Regions from separate parts of the Homo sapiens genome. Here region 1 is linked to region 2. A link is a contact called in ENCODE Hi-C or POLR2A ChIA-PET data. All regions are on one chromosome and are shown on one strand. The core of a region is the stretch at or near the end of the contact, and the rest is flanking DNA. Distances in the headings are between cores, read along the strand shown. Region 1 holds the start of CUL5 (cullin 5). Region 2 holds the start of RAB39A (RAB39A, member RAS oncogene family).

Evidence for each region. Hi-C counts contacts between places; a loop is a spot of excess contacts on that map. ChIA-PET counts read pairs that join two places held with the same protein, here RNA polymerase II (POLR2A). Pooled maps may share reads with other maps.
Region 1: a loop to region 2 is called in a map of B cell, with 24 times the contacts of the local background. The contact joins the promoter of CUL5 here to the promoter of RAB39A in region 2. A Hi-C loop is called at or near these places in 10 of 168 maps with a recorded cell type or tissue (A673, B cell, CD14-positive monocyte and 5 more), 13 of 37 single-sample maps with no recorded cell type and 18 of 50 pooled maps. POLR2A ChIA-PET finds 5 or more read pairs at or near these places in 10 of 52 experiments (Caco-2, GM12878, HEK293T and 7 more).

The regions. Positions count from the first base shown.
Region 1 is chr11:108,005,309-108,012,444 of GRCh38, reverse strand. CUL5 (cullin 5) reads right to left here and starts at 3,547. Exons shown (of 19, transcript NM_003478.6): 1 at 3,073-3,547. The coding sequence starts at 3,096. RefSeq lists enhancers at 3,033-3,222, 3,323-3,422.
Region 2 is chr11:107,925,154-107,931,646 of GRCh38, reverse strand. RAB39A (RAB39A, member RAS oncogene family) reads right to left here and starts at 3,199. Exons shown (of 2, transcript NM_017516.3): 1 at 2,852-3,199. The coding sequence starts at 3,078. RefSeq lists silencers at 2,724-2,943, 2,974-3,463.

The DNA of each region.
Region 1 (7,136 bases), core at 2,298-4,797, 80 kb before region 2:
GTAGCATGGAACAGAGAAGAACATAGGAGAAACAAGAAAAATGTTTGGTATCGACCAAGGAAGTTAAGGGCACTTCAAATAGCTGGGTAAAGTAATGTACTAAGAATTAAGAGGGGTGAGGCTCAGCAAGAAAAGGTTTAAACAATTGCTGTTTGGGGTGGAACAATAAACTGGAAATGAAAAAAATGAGCACTAAGGGCCCAGATGATAATTGCAAAAGAAAAGGAACAATCACAATTACATGTTCAAAGTAATCTAAAACAGAAGATAAAATTATAATATCAGATCCCTACAAATGTTCTACAGACTCACTCTGTAAGGAAAAACAACAAAGATAAAGTAGTTACATGGAAAGGTTTTCAGAGATACAAAACCCCTAAGCAGTTAACTGTATATGTCAAAATGTGCTACACAAATCTTTACATAGCTGAAAGACTTCTAAGATCCAGCAATAGTCCACTTGCTTTAAACAGACAATAAAATTATTAGAGTCAAATTCCAATATTAAAAAAGAAAAGCAGCTAGACATGGTGGCTCACGCCTATAATCCCAGCACTTTGAGAGGTCGAGGAGGGTGGATCATGAGGTCAAGAGATGGAGACCATCCTAGCCAACATGGTGAAACCCTGTCTCTACTAAAAATACAAAAATTAGCTGGGCGTGGTGGCGTGCGCCTGTAGTCCCAGCTACTCGGGACGCTGAGGCAGAAGAATCGCTTGAACCCGGGAGGCGGAAGTTGCAGTGAACCAAGATCGCACCACTGAACTCCAGCCTGGCAACAGAGCGAGACTCCGTCCCCCTCCAAAAAAAAAAAAATTAAAAAGAAAGAAAAGCTGGTGGTTTTTTTTATGACATTGGCTTCTAACTTCTAAGTTACACATCAAGAAAGTTCACTAGAGTCACTGAGTCACTTACTTTTTTTCAAAATATTATCACCTTCCCTTTATTTGTAAATGTTCAAGTTAAAACACTTTTTAAATTCTTGTGAGCTTTTAAACCTAAACCCTAAGTACCCCGTTTTCTGTATATTCAGGCAGTTTTCCCATTCACAGGTCTGTGCTGTGGATGTAGATTCAGAATTTCCACAAGTACTTAACTAATATGAACCAAAGTAGCTTCCACAGGTAAGTACTTAACTAATATGAACCAAAATAGCTTCCACAGGTAAGTACTTAACTAATATAGACCAAAGTAGCTTCTCCTCCAAACAATCCTTTGTGAGGTTTTGTAAGTAGAACAGTGACTTACTCTTTTCTGAGAGTTATTTTTCGGGAGAAAAAGACCTTGCTTTATATCCAGGTAATCAACAAGTCAAAATTTTCCAGAATCACGGACAAAATTACTTCTTAAACACGTTTCAATTAATAGCATACTGTTTATGTAAACACACAGATGCATTAATAGGAGTCTTCAGAAATAAAACAAATTTTCTTTCCTTTTCTTTTTTCATTTAGAGTCTCACAGAGCAGTGGCGTGATCATAGTTAACTATAACCTCTAACTCAGAATTATCAATAGCACCTATATTGTAGGAACACTGTGAAGATTAAATTAATGTATCTAAAACAATCCTCCCACCTTGGCCTCTCAAAGAGCTGAGATTACAGGAGTGAGCCACTGTGCCCAGCCCACAAATTTTCTTTCTGAAGTAAAGCATGAGAAATTTGCTATACCATTATAAAAGAGAAAAGCAGAGTGGGATGGGTTACTCAATTCCCCGAATTAGTTTTCTTAAAGAAAGAGGGGGAGTAGTTATAGTAATTTATTGTATTATACTAATTAAGTGCCAGGCACTGTTTTAAGCATTATAGATATATTAACTAATTTAATCTTCACAATGTTCCTATGATACAGGCGCTACTGATAATGCTGTCCTACTCATAAGGAAACTTGCCCAAAGTCATACAGCTTTTAAGTGGTGGCTATTCAGGGAGTCTAATTCTAGGGCCCCTCTCCCTTTTAAAAGGTGATATACAGTACTGCCTCTTAGTAAAATTTGTTCTTCATTTTATGAGACAGTCCCATCTATTAGACAATCAAATATCAGTGGTCTAAAGAAGACATGATGGTTAGGTTCCTGTATATTTTCTATTATTTTCTAGTATTCATCCACATTGCCTGAAGGCATGAGAGGCCTCAGGAAGAAGTGGTTCATCCTTTGTATTAGGCTGGTGCAAAAGTGACTGCGGTTTTTGCCATTAATATTATGTTCCCTGAGCTATTCACTACCCCCATTTCTGTCCGTACTTTTAAGGCAAATGATTAACTACTACAGACACATACACAGAACAGACTAGTTCTAAGTCTTCCTCATTCTTCTCCAAACTTTTTAACTGGTGGAGAATCTGCCCCTGTGGGCCTAGATCTCCCTTGCTATATAAAACTAACTTTAAATACTGTCTTTGACAAGGTAACTTTCCTGCGCCCTAAAACGATGGTATCGCTTCATCAGTTGTCATCTGGTTGTGTCCTGTAACTGGGTGGGGGTTAGAAAGCAGTTTCCTAAGGAAAAAGATGAACTCAAGAATGGGAGAATTAGGAGGGAAGGTGTAACACGCAGAAAAGGGAGGAAGGGGGGTGGAGTGGGAGGCACTGCTGGTCTGACTCGGAATTTCGTGCAGACAGAACGAGAACAGAAATGGAAGAAGTGGGGGGTCGAGTCACTGAAACCTGTTAGGCAGCATTTTCTTGGTTTTTCCTTTGATGCGTCTTAGACATTGCTTTACAAGAAACTGAGACCTAACAGTACTAACGGCCCAGCTGGTCAGGACACCGCACGACCATTCATCTCCCGCTCCCGGCCAGAGCTGGTCCCTTGAAAGCATCGCTCCTCGCCAGCGCTCAGCCAGGCTTTTCTCCCAGCGGCCAGTCGGCGGGAGCGACCACCAGAGCCTGTCGACCCCAAGGCCACAGACCCGCGTTCCGGTACTCGCCGGCTGCCACCGCGGCTTCCCTGCCAGTGGACAACCCCTGAACACTCCCACACTTCGCAGCTGAACCTGAGCCGTGCCTTTCCCAAAGAGCCGAACCCGGCGGCCACACAGTAAAACCCAAGCTGGAGTGAGGGTCTTACCTTTAACAGATTAGACGTCGCCATGTTCTTTAACTTGGACTCTCGCGAGACGACGCGAGAATTCGTGGCGCTCCCGGCCAGGCCTTGACCGGAGGCCGGAGCTCCCACCAGGGCCCAGGGCCCGTCGGCCCGCACCAGGGTGTGGTGGGCGCTGGAGCAGCGCGCCGACAGCGCTGACCTCGTCCCAAGCACCAGGAGCTTCCTCACTCTTCTCCCCTACATGGTCACCGGAGCTTCCCCACGCGAAAGACCTCATGCACGCGCTCAGGAAGACCGGAACGGCGAATGCTGAGAAGGTAACGGGAGCCGACCTGACTTGGAAGAGGAAGCATCGACTCCACGAGCCTCCCCGACTCCTTCGGATTAGCCTTTGTGGTTGCACCCGCCGCGGCCACCTGCAACGAATTTAGCTCGGCTTAGGCCCCGCAGCTCAGGTTCCGCGGCCACGTCACGTGACGCGAGGGCGGGGACGCGCTCGGGAGCGAGCGTGGGAGCCTGGAAGCCTCGGTGGGTCCCGAGGCTGCAGCGAGGCCGGGACCGTGCCCTCTGCTGGCGGGACCTGGCGTTTTCCGGCACCCCGCCCCAAATCCCGGACTCGGTGTTAAGGGAGGTGCATTGTCCTGAAATGCTTACAACAGCTGTCTTCAATAACTCGTGCATAGAATGCGCCCAGTAAATATGTGTTGACTGCACAAGCGTGATGACTCTTAATATTTCTATTCAGGAATGCTTGGCACTTAGATAAAATATTGTTCAGTGCTTTGGGAGGCCGAAGGGGGAGGATCACTTGAGGCCAGTTCAACACCCTCGTCATTACAAAAAAGTTTGAAAAAAAAAAAAAAAGATTGTTTAGAGAATGAATATTAATCTTCGATTTTCTGAAGGCACATTATCCTAGAAGATCCTAAACCATAAGCCTCCGGGTTTTACCCCTTCAGACCACACACCACTGGCCAATGAGATAATATAATTTACATGTGGAACCTGCAGGATACCTGGTATTGTATTTTGCAGGTTTACAAACAGCCTTCATACGGCCATAATGCGTAGAAATAAGTAAGAGCTCTGGACTAAGAGAAGAGGGATGGGCCTACTTAAAGAATCCAATCAAGTAGTTAATACTTGTTTGAGCACTTGTATATACTAGGCACAGGAAATACAGGATTAAATAAAAGAGAAGACCCCTGCTCGTTTGGAGTTTATGGCCTAATAAGGTAGCCAAATGTTAAGGATGGCTACACAAGTCAAATATTACTTAGTGGGAGTTGTGATAAATATTGCAAAGAGGCCGGGCGCAGTGGCTCACGCCTATAATCCCTATAGGGCCCCGTGGCTCACGCCTATAATCGGCACTTTGGGAGGCCGAGACACCTGCGGTCAGGAGTCCGCGACCAGCCTGGCCAACATGGTGAACCCCTGTCTCTACTAAAAATACACAAATTAGCCGGGCATGGTGGCGGGCACCTGTAATCCCAGCTACTCGGGAGGCTGAAGCAGGAGAATCGCTTGAACCCTGAAGGTGGAGATTGCAGTGAGCCGAGATCGCGCTATTGCACTCCAGCCTGGACGACAGAGCGAGACTCTTGTCTCAAAAAAAAAACAAAAAAAACAAAAAAAAACTACAAACAAAAAAATACAGTGTGCACTTGAGAGCGTAGGAAGGGAAAGGAAACTAGTATCCTAATCTCCATCTACCCAAGCCACCCTTTGCTTATGCTTAACTGAACCTTAAGACAACTTTTGAGAGCTTGATTTCAGCGTCCTACTGTCAACCGAAGCATTCCAATTTTCCTAACTCACTTGTTCTGGAAACACCACTGCTACAACTCTGACTTCAATAAGTTCTCCATTCCATTGACCCCACCTGTTATCTGCCATCTCCTGTTTTCACTCTTTCTCATCCAATTTAGAATCGGCCCACTGTTATAAAAATGTTTAAATATTTAAAATGCTTAAATATTTATTTCTTAAAAATAGCGCAGGCACATAATACAAAATTCAGAAGGTGCTAAAAATAATACAATCAAAAGTAGTCTTCCTTCGACTTTCTGGGGTGATGTAATGTTCTATATTGTGGTAGGGACTTCAGTTATTCAGGTGTATGCACTTGTCAAAACTCAGCCAGTATACCCTTAAGATTTATGCATTTCAGCCAAGCACAGTGGTGCAATCCTGTAAGCCCAGCACTTTGGGAGGCGAAGGCAGGCAGATCACTTGAGCCCAGGGGTTCGAGACCAGCCTGTGCAAAGTAGCTATCGCTATAAAAAATAATAAAATTTTTAAAAAATGTGCATTTAATTCAAAGAGAAAATAGTTAACAAAATTTGAAGTTTAATGCTACCCATACTGAAGAATTTAGGAGTAAGTGAATCTATATTTATAATTTACTTGGAAATGTATCAAAAAATAAGATGAACTGATGGTTGGGTAGAAACACTGATAAAGCGGGCCTGGCGTGGTGGCTCACGCCTGTAATCCCTGCACTTTGGGAGGCCGAGGCAGGTGGATCACCTGAGATCAAGGGTTCAAGACCAGCCTGGCCAACATGGTGAAACCTTGTCTCTACTAAAAATACAAAAAATTAGCCGGGAGTGGTGGCGGGCACCTATAATCCCACCTACTCAGGGGGCTGAGGCAGGAGAATAGCTTGAACCCAGGAGGCAGAGGTTGCAGTGAGCCAAGATTGCGCCACTGCACTTCAGCCTGGACAACAAGAGTGAAACTCTGTCTCAAAAAAAAAAAAAAAGTATGTATATATATATATATATATATATATATATATGGCAAGTATAGTAAAATGTTAATGGTAGAGTCTAGGTGGTGGCTATGCTAGGGTTCCCTGTGTAAAACCAACTCATCTATATGTTTAAAATTTTTCATAATTAAATATTCGGGGAAAATTTTTAAAAAATAGGCCTGCCTTCCTCCACAGTCCCCCAGGCATCCATTCTTTCTTCTCATAGACAACAGTTATGTTTCTTGTGAATGCCTAGGACATTCTGTGCATGTATAAGCATTCATGTATGTATTATTTTTTCTCTCCCCACAAATGATGGTATACTACATATATTCTTTAACATATTTGTTTTCACTCAGCAGTATGGTATAAATTACTGAAAAAAAAATTTGTGCCTTTTTTTTTCACACTTTCTTTTCTTCTTCTTCTTTTTGAGACAGAGTCTTGCTCTATCGCCCAGGATAGAGTGAGGTGGCATGATCTCCACTCACTGCAACTCCCACCTCCCAGGTTCAAGCGATTCTCAACGCCTCAGCGGCCTGAATAGCTGGAATTACAGATGTGAGCCACCAAGCCCGGCTAATTTTTGTATAGAAATGGGGTTTTACCATATTGGCCAGGCTGGTCTCAAATTCCTGGCTTCAAGCAATCCTCCCACCTCAGCCTCCTAAAGCGCTGGGATTACAGCTGTGAGCCATCATACCTCACCTTTGACCTTAAAAGTCAAAGCTTTTAAGTTGTAAGAGGGGCTTCGTGAAATTATGTTGGCAAGTAGAAATGAGCATATGTTTCTTCTTATATTTATATAAGACATATATAAAAATCAACCATTCCTTCTTATATTTCATAGCCTCTTATGTGATTAATTACATGGGAAAATGCTCAGAATATAATAGGTAAAAATATAGGATGCAAAATTCCACATATGTGCCACAATTCCAACTTTGTAAAGAAAGAAAGCTACAGTTTTATTTCCTACTCTGAATAGTGGATAAACTGGAAAAAATATTCAAAATGTTACCAGTGTTTGTGAGTAGTAGAAAATGGGATAATTTTACTTCTATTTATTTAAAATCTTTTTAAAAATCACCTGCTGGCTGGGCACAGTGGCTCATATCTATAATCCCAGCACTTTGGGAGGCTGAGGTGGGCAGATCACCTGAGGTCGGGAGTTCGAGACCAGCCTGACCAAAATGGAGAAACCCTGTCTCCACTAAAAATACAGAATTATCCAGGCTTGGTGGCACATGCCTGTAATCCCAGCTACTTGGGAGGCTGAGGCAAGAGAATCACTTGAACCCGGGAGTGGGAGGTTGTGGTGAGCCGA
Region 2 (6,493 bases), core at 1,950-4,449:
TGACCTACAGTACCTTTCTATAAAATAAAATATGCAATGATATCTATTATTCAAAATTAGAATCTGTAATTTCTTGATGAAAGATACAGAATGATTTAATAGTAATTGTTTTAAATGCAATCTTAAGGTAAAACATTCTGGTAAATGAGAGAAAAGCAAGTATTTGGAGGTAGCTACTGAAATACGTATGTATTTACAAACAGAACTTTGGTAAAGAGCCAAACAAAATAAATTATGACTCACTGTCAGTAAACATTCCCTAAATGTCCTTGCATTATAATGCGAGAGTTACTGTTTGGTTTTAATAATGTACATAAAATGAATTATTATTTACATTCTTCTTCAAGGCATTAAAAAACAATCATCTAGGCCAGGCGCGGTGGCTCACGCGCCTGTAATCTCAGCACTTTGGGAGGCTGAGGCAGGTGGATCACCCGAGGTCGGGAATTCAAGACCAGCCTGACCAACATGGGGAAATCCCCGTCTCTACTAAAAATACAAAATTAGCCAGGTGTAGTGGTGCATGCCTGTAATCCCAGCTACTCGGGAGGCTGAGGCTGCAGAATTGCTGGAACCTGGGAGGCGGAGTTTGCAGTGAGCAGAGATCGCGCCATTGCACTCCAGCCTGGGCCACAAGAGCGAAACTCCGTCTCAAAAAAAAAAAAAAAAGTTAAAAAACAATCATCTCTATCATCTATTTAGCAGAAAGGTCTTTAAAGTCTAACAAATTAATTATCATTTAATTTCTTGTCAATAAGTTGAGCTACTTATTTATTTATTTATTTATTTTTGAGACTGAGTCTGGCTCTGTCACCCAGGCTGGAGTGCAGTGGCGTGATCTTGGCTCACTGCAAACTCTGCCTCCCAGGTTCAAGCGATTCTCCTGCCTCAGCCTCCTGAGTAGCTGGGACTACGGGCACACACCACCATGCCCAGCTAATTTTTGTATTTTTGGTAGAGACAGGGTTTCACCTTATTGGCCAGGCTGGTCTTGAACTCTTGACCTTGTGATCCACCCGCCTCAGTATCCCAAAGTGCTGGAATTACAGGCGTGAGCCACCCTGCCCAGCCAAGTTGAGCTACTTTTAAGGAACTAATTAAACACAATAAGATTTTATTACCCATGTGTCTTGTAGTTGCAACTCAAAGTAGCTGTTAGAAGTTTAAGACATAAAGGTTTTTATTGTATTCACTTCAGAGGGGGGGTCAAGAGCTAACAGCAAATGCTTTTTTTCTGAGCCTGATATATCGCAAAGTTTACCTCTGATTGAGATCACATGTGAAGGAATTGGCAATCAACTTAGAATGGTAAAACTGGAAGGAATGTTAGAGATCACGACGACTTTCATTTTACAGATGAGGAATCAAACATTTGAAAAATTATTTTAATAAAAGGAGGCTTCTTGAAAAGGAAAAACATTTTTCATGGAATTCTACGTGTTGTACAAATCCAATCAATAATCTTTTAACACCTCTCTGAAGCGCTGGCCTTACCATCTTTCCACTTCACACACACGAAAACTAAGGTATAAGCAAGCTAAGCAGTTCACTCATTATCTCTATGAATCAGCATCATTGCTAGGAACGGAAGCCAAAACTTTGAATGTTGGACCATTCTCACAGATGTAGGCTGATCTCATTCGCAGTGATGCTGGCTGGGGGCGAGGGGAAGCCATGTTTGGGAAGTCCCCTCATGGAACACTGCATTTCACAAGCAGAGTACTTGCTGACTAACGCAAAATGCTTCCTTAAATGAGTTCCAATGGATAATGCAGTCTTTAAGAAACAGAACAGTACAATACATCAGTTTCACCATCTTCCTCTAAAACGAAGTGCCTTTGAATCCTAGACATTTAAAATTTGCTTTAAACCTGCTTCCATCTCAAATATTCAGGAAATGCATATAATTTCATTTACTTTTTATTTACACAAGTCGCCTTTGTGAAACCCTTCATGTCCCCAGCGGATATTTAGGAGGAGACTATTCATTTGGATCCCTCCTTCTGTCTTTAGAAATATTATCACCCTGGAACGTTAAGTACTGATCATAAGCAAAATTAAAGTTCCTGGCGAATCTCAATATATGTCTTTTTCCCACCAAACATGACAAACTTCTAAAGACAACTCAACCCTTCACATACACACACACACACACACACACCCTCAGCTGTGCCAGTGTCCCTGATGTTGCATCTAGTTAACCTACAAGACCCATTCCCACGGGTCATGACCCAGTATTTCTGATGACCACATTCAGTGCTGTGAGGTGCCCAAACCATTACCGCATCCACCTCTCTGTGAACCATGCCCAGTGAGCTCATGCAGGAACCTGGGTTGGAGCGCTCCTTGCTGTGAAGCTAAAGGATCCATCACGAATCTGGGAACCCTCCCTCGCGGTTCTCCCCGGCCACACAGCGTGGGAGCCGCTGGGTTAGGGTAGGAAAAGGGGCGCCTGCTTGGAGGAGGGTGGTCGGGTCATGCTGTGCGCAGCCAGGGAAGCCGAGTTTGGGAAGAAGGCAGCCGGGGAGCCGGAGGGGATAAAAATACCCACAGGGGCTGAAAGAGTTGGGGAAGAGGGGGCGGCGAGGACGACCCCGGTTCAGGCGGGAAAGGAAAGATGGAAAGGGGGCGCAGGAAATGGGCGCCAAAGAAAGAAGTGAGAAATTGCGGAGGAGGAAGTCGTCCCTGGAAGAGGAGGGGCAAAGGGGAAGCGAGAATGGAGTGTTTGCACTTTCGAGAGGGAAGGGCCAGAGCCTCTCCCGACCAGGGCCGGCGGGGCGGACGCCTGGGGAAGGGGCGTCCGGGCGGGCTGAGGGGGCGGCGCGGTGCCCAAGGTCCCCGGGGTCCCTACCTGAACCGCTCCTGTCCCGCCGTGTCCCAGAGCTGTAGCTTGATCCTCTTGCCCGGCTCGATCTCCAGCAGGCGGGAGAAGAAGTCCACGCCGACGGTGGGGTCGCAGGCGGGGGAGCGCAGCCCGGGGAAGCGGCCCTGGGTGAAGCGGTGCAGGAGGCAGGACTTGCCCACGGTGGAGTCCCCGATCACGATGAGGCGGAACTGGTAGATCCAGATGGTCTCCATCGCTCACGTGCCCCGCTGGCTCCCGGGCCGCCCCACCCGCGGGCTAAGTTCGGCGGCGGGAACTGTCCTTTCAGCACCTCGCGGGCGCCCGCCCGCCGCCTTCCAGCATATTCCTGCGGCTGCGGCCGCCGCCTGGTGCCCGCCCTCTCGGGAGAGAGAGGCGGGGCCAGGCCCGGCTAGGGGCGGGGCCTCTGGACGGGGGCGGGGCGGGGGCGGTGGCGCGTGGGAGGGGGAAGCAGGTTTGCTGCCGCGAACTCCCGCCCCTGACCGGCTGCAAATCACTCTCCCTCAACGCTCACTGGGCGCCGGCAGGAAAGTGGGCGTGGCGGGAAGACGTGACAGCAGCAACAACCAAGGAAAATGAAGCAAGGTCTCAACTCCGGGAGGGTCAGCCAATGAAAAGTGAGAGTCGTTTTCTTACAGGCGTCAGGGCGGGTTGGTCAGATTAGGGCTCTGATTTTGGAAGTCCCTGAGGCCATAACTTGGGTCATTGCTTTGATTCCTCTTTTTTTTTTGTCCCCCAGGCTGGATTGATGTGGTGAGATCTCGGCTCATTGCAGCCTCAAGCGATCTGCCCACCTCAGCCTCCCAAGCAGCGGGGACCACGGGTGTGAGCCATCACACCTGGCTAATTTTCTTCTGGGTTAAAAAAAAATTTTTTTTTTAGAGATGTGGTCTCGCTATGTTGCTTAGGCTGGTCTCAAACTCCTAGGTTCAAGCGATCCATCCACCTCAGCCTCCTGAGTAGCTGGGACTACAGGCGGGGGCCACCACATCCCGCTAATTTTCTAACTTTTTGTAGAGATGGGGTCTTGCTGTGTTGCCCAGGCTGGTCTCGAACTCCTGACCTCAAGTGATCCTCCAGGCTCAGCCTCCCAGTGCTGGGATTACAGGTGTGAGCCACCACACCCTGCTTTCTTGTCTTGATGAGAGCCACCTCCAAGGCATTTTAAGGTGAAGGAGTTTTGGGCAGGATTGAAATAAATTTGCACAGCCAGTTCTGGGTGCTTCTAGCAAGGGCTCTGGCTGTTGCTGCGTGCTGCCACTGTCTGTTCTTCACTGCTATGAGTACCACAGAAGAGTGAGAAACGCCAAGTATCATCCCCATACCCTCTGGGGCCCTCCAACCCTGGGGACAGTGGCAAAAAAAAAAAAAAAAAAAAAAGCCGGGGAAATGTTGAGAAGCTCATGAAATTTTCAGCTCTCCTTGGTCTCCATTGTTTAAGTCAGAAAAAAGCGAACAGGTGGTCTCTTAGCTCATGTCTGATTAATGATGTAAGTAAACAAAGCAGAACTTAAATTCTGGTGAGATCTTACTACTTTCTTGTGCCTTTCCTCAAATTGAGTAATAGTGACGTCAAGGTTTATCTTTAAAAAGTGAAACAGTTTAAAAGTGTGTGTTAGGCCGGGCGCGGTGGCTCACGCCTGTAATCCCAGCACTTTGGGAGGCTGAGGCGGGTGGATCACCTGAGTCAGGAGTTCGAGACCAGCCTCAACATGGAGAAACCCCGTCTCTACTAAAAATACAAAATTAGCCGGGCGTAGTGGTGCATGCCTGTAATCTCAGCCACTCGGGAGGCTGAGGCAGGAGAATTGCTTGAACCCGGGAGGCAGAGGTTGTGATGAGCTGAGATCGTGCCATTGCACTCCAGCCTGGGCAACAAGAGCGAAACTCCATCTCAAAGAAAATAAATAAATAAATAAAAGTGTGTGTTTAGGCCGGTCGCAGTGGCTCACGCCTGTAATCCCAGCACTTTGGGAGGACGAGGCGGGCAGATCGCCTGAGGTCAGGAGTTCGAGACCAGCCTGGCCAACATGGCGAAACTTCGTCTTTATTAAAACTACAAAAATGGCCGGGTGCAGTAGTTCATGCCTGTAATCCCAGCACTTTGGGAGGCCGAGGTGTGTGGATCACAAGGTCAGGAGTTCAAGACCAGCCTGGCCAAGATGATGAAACCTCCTCTCTACTAAAAATACAAAAATTAGCCACGCACGGTGGCAGGCGCCTGTAATCCCAGCTACTCGGGAGGCTGAGGCAGGAGAATCGCTTGAACCTGGGGGGCAGAAGTTGCAGTGAGCTGAGATGGTGCCACTGCACTCCAGCCTGGACGACAAAGCAAGACTCCTCGTCTCAAAAAAAAAAAAAAAAAAAAAAAGCTACAAAAATTAGCCAAGCATGGTGGCACATGCCTGTAACCCCAGGTACTTGGGAGGCTGAGGCAGGATAATCGCTTGAACCCGGGAAGTGGAGGCTGCAGTGAGCCGAGATTGTGCCATTGCACTCCAGCCTGGGCAACGAGAGCAAAACTCCGTCTCAAAAAAAAAAGTGTGTGTTTACCAAAACAAAATTTTCAACAATTCCACTTTTTTCTTGTGCACATCCCAAATTCTTATATCGATATTCATCCCTATTTCCTTTGCTGTTTTGGAGGAATTGGTGTTGGCTGTGTTTAATCCCCTTTCACTTATCTTTTTGGGGCTTTTCCCAACAGTTGACTTTTATTTCATACCTTTTATACCTTGAATCTCCCCTTCTCCAGTGGCTTCTGCTCCTCAGCCTATAAACATGCTCAATTATCTACAATTCTAAAACTAAGCAAAACACCTCTTCATTACGCTTCCCCTTCAGATTGTTGACTCCTCCATCATTCTCCTTTTCAAATATCAGAAATGATGATCTATTATCATTTCTCATCTACCAGTTAGTCTTCAAGGAGGCTTATATACCCCTAACATACTCTCTGTGCCTAATATACCACTGCTTTTGATAAGGCTGTCAGGGACATCCTAATTATTAAATCCAAGCCCCCACCCCCACCATCCTCACCACCACCCCACTGCAGTGTCATCTAGTTTTAGTTGTCATTCTCCTTTTTTTTTTTTTTTTTTTGAGACGGAATCTTGCTCTGTCGCGATCTTGGCTCACTGCAGCCTCCGCCTCCTGGGTTCAAGCGATTCTCCTGTCTCAGCCTCCTGAGTAGCTGGGACTACAGGCGTGGGCCACCACACCCAGCTAATCTTTGTATTTTTAGTAGAGACAAGGTTTCACCATGTTGGCTAGACTGATCTCGAACTCCTGACCTCAAGTGATCCACCCCCCTTGGCCTCCCAAAGTGCTGGGATTACAGGCATGAGCCACTGCACCTGGCCATGACTGAATTTTCTGTAAGCACAACCTGAACACCCTTATTCCTTGGCTTCCACAAAAGCATTCTCTCCTAATTTTCTGTTCTTTTTAACCTTCTTCAATGACTCCTCTTTCTATGATTCATTTCTTCAATACTGAAGATCTTAAGAGATCCTTCCTTCATCTCTTTTCCCTCTCCCCACTTTTACCTTCACTTTGGGCTTTTTCTGGCAACCTCATGTACTCCAGTGACTTCAGTTACCCCCTTACCCATATCAAATGTCTTCC